Regions from separate parts of the Homo sapiens genome. Here region 2 is linked to region 1. Evidence: chromatin contacts called from ENCODE Hi-C or POLR2A ChIA-PET data. All regions are on one chromosome and are shown on one strand. The core of a region is the stretch at or near the end of the contact, and the rest is flanking DNA. Distances in the headings are between cores, read along the strand shown.

Region 1 (3,549 bases), core at 687-3,186:
CATACAACAGAGGCAGCCTGGGACCCCCACCTTCAGATATCTCGGGTAAACGACCAAATTATCTTGGACTAAATGCAATGAGGCAGCCCAGCAGAACCCAGTTCCTAATTCTGACCCATTCTGATGAGCCTGTCCTAACTCCTTCCCCACTGCAGGTGCCCCTGCAGTCACATGCTTTTGTCAAATGATCTGCAGCTTCAGGCTGCTACCTCTGCAGAAAAGAAGAGGGGGAAAACAGAGAGAGTAAAAAAATACACACATACTCCTATATATATACATACATATCACAACCTCTGGCTTATAAAGCATAACCGCCTTTTTACCTTTCCCCAGAGTCCCCAGTGGTCAGCAGCACAGCCTCTCAGGCCAACCTCCCCCTCCTCCCACTTGGTCCAAGAGAAATGGTACTTGCTGAGGGGACCTGCTGATGTCTCACCCTGGATCAGAAATGCAAACGTATTTCTGAGCAACTGGGCAGGGAAGGAGACCGATGAAAAAGTTGAGTCAGTCTCTCTCTCTCTCTCAGTAGGGGGGCCCACCAATTGCTGAGCCTTTCCACCAGGCTCTCAGCTTCCTCTGCCTCTAACAAACTTTGTGACTCACAGTCTGTTCGCGGAGCGAGGCAGCTGAGCAGCCGAGCAGCCTCAGTGATGGGTTAAATTGGGAACGCACTCTTCTCCAAACACTGACCCCTCAAGTGCAGCCTGAGCCCCTACCTTGCAGTGGGGGTGGGAGGTGAGCACAGCTCCAATTATTTTGCTGGCACTAGAAGAGCTGCCAGAGACCTGGGTTTTCATGGACTTATGTCTACCGGGATCACACACACACGCACAGCCCTTGGTGGGCTGCAGGCTCAGGAATGCAGTCCATTCCTAGACTGGTCTAGGTCTCCAGTGCTCCATTCATCAGAGCTGCAATGTGGGACCCAACGCGCTCTCTCTTCTTCACCCACACTGCCTGCAAAACCAGAGGGAGTCCTAGCAAATGATCAAGCAGAGCCGTGCATCGTGAGGGTCTGGCTAACTGTTGCACGGCAGTTGAGGGGATGGCGGTGGAGGCGGGGAGAGGTCAGGGCTGTGCTGCACCCTCTCAGCAGCGTCTCCTCCCTTCATCACTGCGGAGGGAAAATCTGGAAGTTGGTGAACCTGGATCCCGCGGGGCGGCAGGGGCAGGCAGAGGCCGAGTCCATTCAGGCGGGCGAGACGAGACTCGGCCACTGGCTGCTCCCCGGGCCTCTGCGCCGCCGGCGCCGCCTCCCGCCTTCTCCGAGCCGCGCAGACGACCGGCCGCGGGCGTCTCCCTCAGCCCTGGACCGGCTTCCCACAGAAAACTCCCAGGCACAAACCGCTTTTGTTAATTCCGCAAATGCTGCCACACGACCACCTCCTCCAGCACTCCCGGTCTGCTCGGCTCCGGGAGACCCGCTTTCCCCTGAGCCTCCGCCCCCCGAAGGACCACCGCCCAGCACCGGCACGCGCCGGGCCTGGAGAGGACCCCAGGGTCCCCGGCCCGAGGCATCTTTGTCCTCGCAGCGCAGACGCGCGCGCACAGAGCGACCGCAACAGCCCCGCCGGGCACCAGGTCAGCGGCCTGGCCCCGCGCCAGGGCCGTGCAGGGGGACAATGGTCCGCGCCGGGGAAGTTTGCGGAGTCGCCCCCGCGGGCCCGGGCCCGGGCGCGGAGCCCTCCTTACCGTACATCTCGGCGGGGCGCGCGCCTCTCGAGAGGCCGGCGTCGCTGCGGCGTTCCCAGCCAGCCCTCGGCGGCGCCCGCCTTTCATTCACAGTCGGGGCGGGGACTGGCGGCGGCCGACAGGGGCCCGGGCGGGGAGGGAGCAGACGCGGGGGCCGGCCGCGGGCAGGACGGAGCCGGGCGCCGCCAGCCCATTCAGCGCCGGGCTGCAGCGGCCGCCTCCGCTCGGGTTGCTGGGCACTGCTGCGCGCAGGGGGCGGGGGCTATGCTAATACTAATGCTCCTCCCTCCCGGCTCGGCCAACCCGAGGCCTCTGCGAGCCCCTCGCCCCGCCCCGCCCCTGCGCCCCGCCCCCGAGAAACCCACAGCCGGAGATGCGCCTTTTCCGAGGCTGTCGCCCTAAGGGCCGCAGCGTGCACCTGCGGAGCTACCCACCCCAACTCCCTGCTCCTGTCGGAGCGCTCGGAAGCTCTCCCTAACCTGGGGTCCTCGAGGTCAGCCGGGGCGCTGAGAGCTGCAGGTGCACCCCTCCTCCAGTTCTGTCCAGGCTGCGTGGGCTAAGCCGGGGGGCGCAAGGATGGGAATTGGGGAATGACTTCCACCCTCTCCTGGCTAGGTACCTTAGCTGAGCGCCGTTCTCTGATGAAGCCCTCCAGCCCTCAGCTGCGCCCTACCAGCTACTCTCTGGCTAGGTGCCCAGCCACTCTCTGGCTAGGTGCTTGCTACCACCAAACAGCGTCCTTCCCGGGTCAGGGACGCAGGAAACGCACCCCACTCCCAACCCCCAAGGGCTGCAGGAAGTCCGCTTGCTTTTCCTCTCCCTGATTTATATGTGTAATTCGCAAGCTTTGCCGCCAGGATCCTCTCCAGCTGAGCCCCAGCGCCGACTTGAATTCCAGCTCTGCACCTGCCGTGACCCTATGAGGAACAGGCACAGAGAGGCAGCGGCTCATGCCTACGCCCACACCTGAAGATCTCTCCTAAGCTAGCTCAGGACTTCCCTGGGCTTCTCATCCAGCCTTCTTTACATTGCACACGTTCCCGTCTTTTTTTTTTTTTTTTTTTTTTTTTTTTTTTTTTTTGACATGGAGTCTCACTCTCGCCCAGGGTGGAGTACAGTGGCACTATCTCGGCTCCCTGCAAACTCCGCCTCCTGGGTTCAAGCGATTCTTCCACCTCAGCCTCCAGAGTAGCTGGGACTACAGGTGCGTGCCACCACGCCCGGCTAATTTTTGTATTTTTTGGTAGAGAAGGGATTTCACCATGTTGGCCAGGCTGGTCTGGAACTCCTGACCTCAAGTGATCCGCCCGCCTCGGCCTCCCAAAGTGCTGAGATTACAGGCCTGAGCCACTTCTCCTGCCCCTCCTGGCCTTTCAATATCGATTTCTTAGTTTCTCTTGGCCCATGGTTGAGAGTTGTTTGGGTTTTCTTTTGTTTTTTTCTACTGGTAGAAATATTCTACTAGTAGAAGTTAGAGAGGAAAGGAACTTAAAGATACTTAAGAACTGAACTTCATTTTACTTCATTTAACGTTGAGAGGTTAATTTATGTTGTTAGGCTGGGCTGTGTGTCTGTAGGCCAATGATCTACTCTCTCAACCCCAGCTTCCTGCAGGACTGTTGGGAAACTGGAATAAAATCTACATGAAATGACACAGTGGGCACTCATGTATATTTTTTCCTTCCTTCATGGCTCAAGGCAGGAACAGAGCCAGAGAAAGAATCCAGGTTGCCAGACTCTTGAAACAGTGCTCAGTCTGTTGCACTCAAAACTTATGTTTCCTATTTTTCTCTGGCCTGGGCCTCCACCTCCCGCCCGCGCCCCACTCTCTTGCTGTTTCCAGGTTTTCTTCTTCTT
Region 2 (3,533 bases), core at 613-3,112, 1.2 Mb before region 1:
GTGGTGTGCGCTTGTAATCCCAGCTACTCGGGAGCCTGAGGCAGGAGAATCACTTGAACCCGGGAGGAGGCTGCAGTGAGCCAAGATCGCGCCACTGCACTCCAGCCTGGACAACAAGAGCAAAACTGTCTCAAAAAAAAAAAAAAGTTGTAAACAAAACAAAACAAAAGAAACAATATATAACAGAGACCAAAGTGATCCTGCAAATCCTGAACTATTTACTGTCTGGACCTTTAACAACAACAACAAAATTTACCACTTCTGACCTAAATAATAAGTGTTACACGCAGTTAGGTGTTGAAGAAAGCATTACATGGGCAGGAGGCAGGCTCTGAACTGTAAAAACCTTGTAAGATTATCAAGAATCCTTTTTGCAATTTATTCAGAAGTGGTCAGGTCATCCAGTTTCTGCTTAAAGTGCTCACATGATGAGCACTCACTATGCAACTTGAGCTTTAAACAGAAACCTCTCTACTCTGTCTCTATACTCATTTCAGTCTTAACTTCGATGCCCCTTGTTTCCTGTCCTGCAGAGCTGTCAGTCTGGCGAGTAGTGAGACTCAGACTTATGTCTGAATGCTAGGTCTGTCACAGACTAGAAAATGTATATATTCTGAGCTTCCCAAACTTCATCTAGAAAATGCAAATGATAATAATTTGGGGAATGTGAGGACTAAACAAAAAGGTATGAAGGTGACCAGAGCACAGCAGGCTCTCAATGTGACTTCCTTTTGAAATCAATCACTTTATTCCAGGACTCCAGCCCATCATTCCAGCACAAAAACAGCTACCATGCAATGAAGAACTCTTCACTAGGAGTTAGTAGACTTAGGCTCCAGTCTTATTTCTACTACATATGGCCATGGGTAAAATCACTCTCTCTGATTCGTAGGCAGTTTCTTCACCGCTTAAGTGAGCTGAGGTGTGAACGACCAGATAGATAATCATCCAGATCGGAAAACCCCCGAGAGCGCAGGATTATCTGGATAACGGAGCCGGATGGAGGATTGTCTCCGTTCCTCCCACACTCAAGCCCCGAAAGGTCACCTGACCTAGTCTTATTCTTTACAGCAGAAATCGGGCAAACCCATGGCGCCGTCCACAATCTCTATAGCCGCCGACCTGGGTACAGGGGAAGCAGGCGAAACAACACACACTTCTACGCAGACCAGGGTTACATTAAGGCCGACGCCCACACACGCCCACACACACCCACACACACACACACACCCCCACACCCCCAGACTTCGTTAACTTGTGATGATAAATTAGGGCGCAGGTGACACTACTGTCCCGAACTTCAGCTGGAACGCTAGTCCAAGTCACTGTCCTAACTGCAGCTAGCACTGCCGACCTTGTCCGAGGAGTTTCCTTCCGCTCCCTCAACTCCCACTTTCCCAGGGAGGGGAGGGGGCCGGGGGCACCGGCGACAGTTGCGGGGAAGGAAGTGGAATCTCGCCTTTGGGAAAGCCCGGGCGGAGAGCTGAGGGCTCGCCGTCTCACCTTGGCTGACGTCCGCGAGGACTCCCTCTCGGAGCAAGGTTCAGGTCCAAGTACCAAGGCTCTGCGGGACCAAGGGGCGGGTCCTGCCCAGAAAGGGCCCCTCACCCCGCGGGCGGTCAGGGCCGTTCTTGAGGGCTGCCCTCCGGCCGCCTGACTGGAAAACCAGGCACTCCACCCCCTCCTCTCCGGGCCCCCGTCCTCCCCCGGAGAATACGACCTTTCGGCCATGTTAGCCAGGAGCGAGGGGCAGGGCTAAGGGGCCGGCGGCCACTCGGCATCTGGGTTTTAGTCAGGCAGTGCTCCAGGCGCCTGGCTGCCAGGCTACGGGAGAAAAGTCCTCCGCTCGGCCGCACCCGTTAGAGGCGCTCTCCACTGCTGTCCTCTTCAGCTCAAGATGGTGGCCTGCCGGGCGATTGGCATCCTCAGCCGCTTTTCTGCCTTCAGGATCCTCCGCTCCCGAGGTGAGGCCTGGCCGAGGGCATCCCAGACCTCCGGGCAGAACTCCTGCCGGGACTGGGGTGGCCCCGGAGCCGCGTCTCCCTTTCGCTGCCGCCTGCCCCAGCCCGGAGACGCAGCCCTCTGTGGGGATACTGCCCTGGGACCCGGTTTCCCGTGACCTTCTGAAGAGACTGTCACTTCCCCTCTCACGACTCCTGCGGCGATTTCAGGCTTCCTAACTCCCCAACTTTCTGAGTCTGGTGCCACTCGTTCTGTCACCTTTCCGCGGGTCTCTTGCGTCGCACTTCTGGGCTCACGCCCCTCATATTTTCTTGATCCGGAGTTCCAGGAGAATCGGGATCCATTCTGTCGCATCTTTGTGGCTCCACAGCACCTTGCCCCGCAACAAGAGCTGTCTTAAAAACAGCACCTTACCCCGCAACAAGCGCTGTCTTGTATGGGATTAATCAGCCTTGCAGATCACTGCCCCTCCCTGCTCCGTTCCCTCAAAACCATTTTTGTGCTTACTACCCCAATCAAGTAGGGAGCTCAACTCTTGCAGTTTCAGTAATGTCAGTGTGAACGTATAGTATTTTGAATTTCAGCGGGAAGTTCTGCAACTTACTGGAAGACACACTTTAAAAATACGCTAATACCTCTACCTTAAGCAATAAAATGTTAGATCGTTCTGAGAACGATTTGTAATCTGATGATTCCCAGTCAGCCTGTATTAGCTAGTGTTTTTCCTTTTCAAACTGGCAGTGAAAGGGTTAAAGTGGGTGGTTGTAGGAAACGTTGCATTTTCTTTCCATCCCAAATCTGTAAAGTCAAAAGTGGACAACGTTTTATTGCATGTTGTGCTTAATAAGTTACTTAACTAGAAATTTTAACTTTTAATTTAATTTGTAATATGAATTACCTCTCTTCCCTCTTCCGGAACCGCTGAAGTAGTATGCTTTTTTTAGACAAGTAGCTGAAATCCCTTACTGTAAGGGGATTTTTTTAATGATTGAATATTTTTCTGCTCCCTTTTTTCAACAGCTGTTTTTAGTCTCCACAAAACTGTAGCATGTATTTGCCAATTATAACATAAGCACATTATAGAACATTGAAATGCTGTAAGGATTGAGGAAAGAGATGAAAAAAAAACGAATCACCCATTGTCTTACTACTCATATGCTTACCTACGGTTAGCCTTCGGTTATGTTTCCTTACAGGTTTGGTGGTTTTTTTCCCCTATTTTCACAACACTTTTGAAAAGTAACGTGTAATTTTTATCTTACCCCTGCATTGGTTTGAAGGTATTTCTTATGGATCGGCAGCTGATGTCACTCGGAAGTGGTAGCCAGGGCACGTGGTTCTAGTCACTAGCTGTGTTACTTTGGACAAATGCCTTAAACTAAATGGGCTTTATTTTCCTCATCTGCAAAATGAATGATTGAGATGATGGATTTCCTTTGCATGAGAAGTAGCATGACAGAGCAATTAATAAACATTGTTTGGGCCGGGTGCGGTGGCTCACGCCTGTAATCCCAGCACTTTGGGAGGCCCAGGCGGGCGGATCACGAGGTCGGGAGATCGAGACCATCCTG

Evidence for each region. A loop is a pair of places that touch in the nucleus more often than their neighbours do. ChIA-PET counts read pairs that join two places held with the same protein, here RNA polymerase II (POLR2A). Pooled maps may share reads with other maps.
Region 2: a loop to region 1 is called in a pooled map, with 7 times the contacts of the local background. The contact joins the promoter of HADHA here to the promoter of EFR3B in region 1. A Hi-C loop is called at or near these places in 1 of 37 single-sample maps with no recorded cell type and 4 of 50 pooled maps. POLR2A ChIA-PET finds 5 or more read pairs at or near these places in 1 of 52 experiments (activated T-cell).

What each region holds. Positions count from the first base shown.
Region 1 is chr2:25,040,463-25,044,011 of GRCh38, reverse strand. It overlaps EFR3B (EFR3 homolog B), which reads right to left and starts at 1,936. Exons shown (of 23, transcript NM_014971.2): 1 at 1,693-1,936. The coding sequence starts at 1,699. RefSeq lists silencers at 543-672, 1,003-1,132, 1,243-1,322, 1,453-2,072 and enhancers at 1,030-1,978, 1,979-2,928.
Region 2 is chr2:26,242,961-26,246,493 of GRCh38, reverse strand. It overlaps HADHA (hydroxyacyl-CoA dehydrogenase trifunctional multienzyme complex subunit alpha), which reads left to right and starts at 1,862. Exons shown (of 20, transcript NM_000182.5): 1 at 1,862-1,964. The coding sequence starts at 1,898. HADHB (hydroxyacyl-CoA dehydrogenase trifunctional multienzyme complex subunit beta) reads right to left here and starts at 1,555. Exons shown (of 16, transcript NM_000183.3): 1 at 1,504-1,555. RefSeq lists enhancers at 1-527, 1,386-1,485, 1,340-2,020, 3,506-3,533.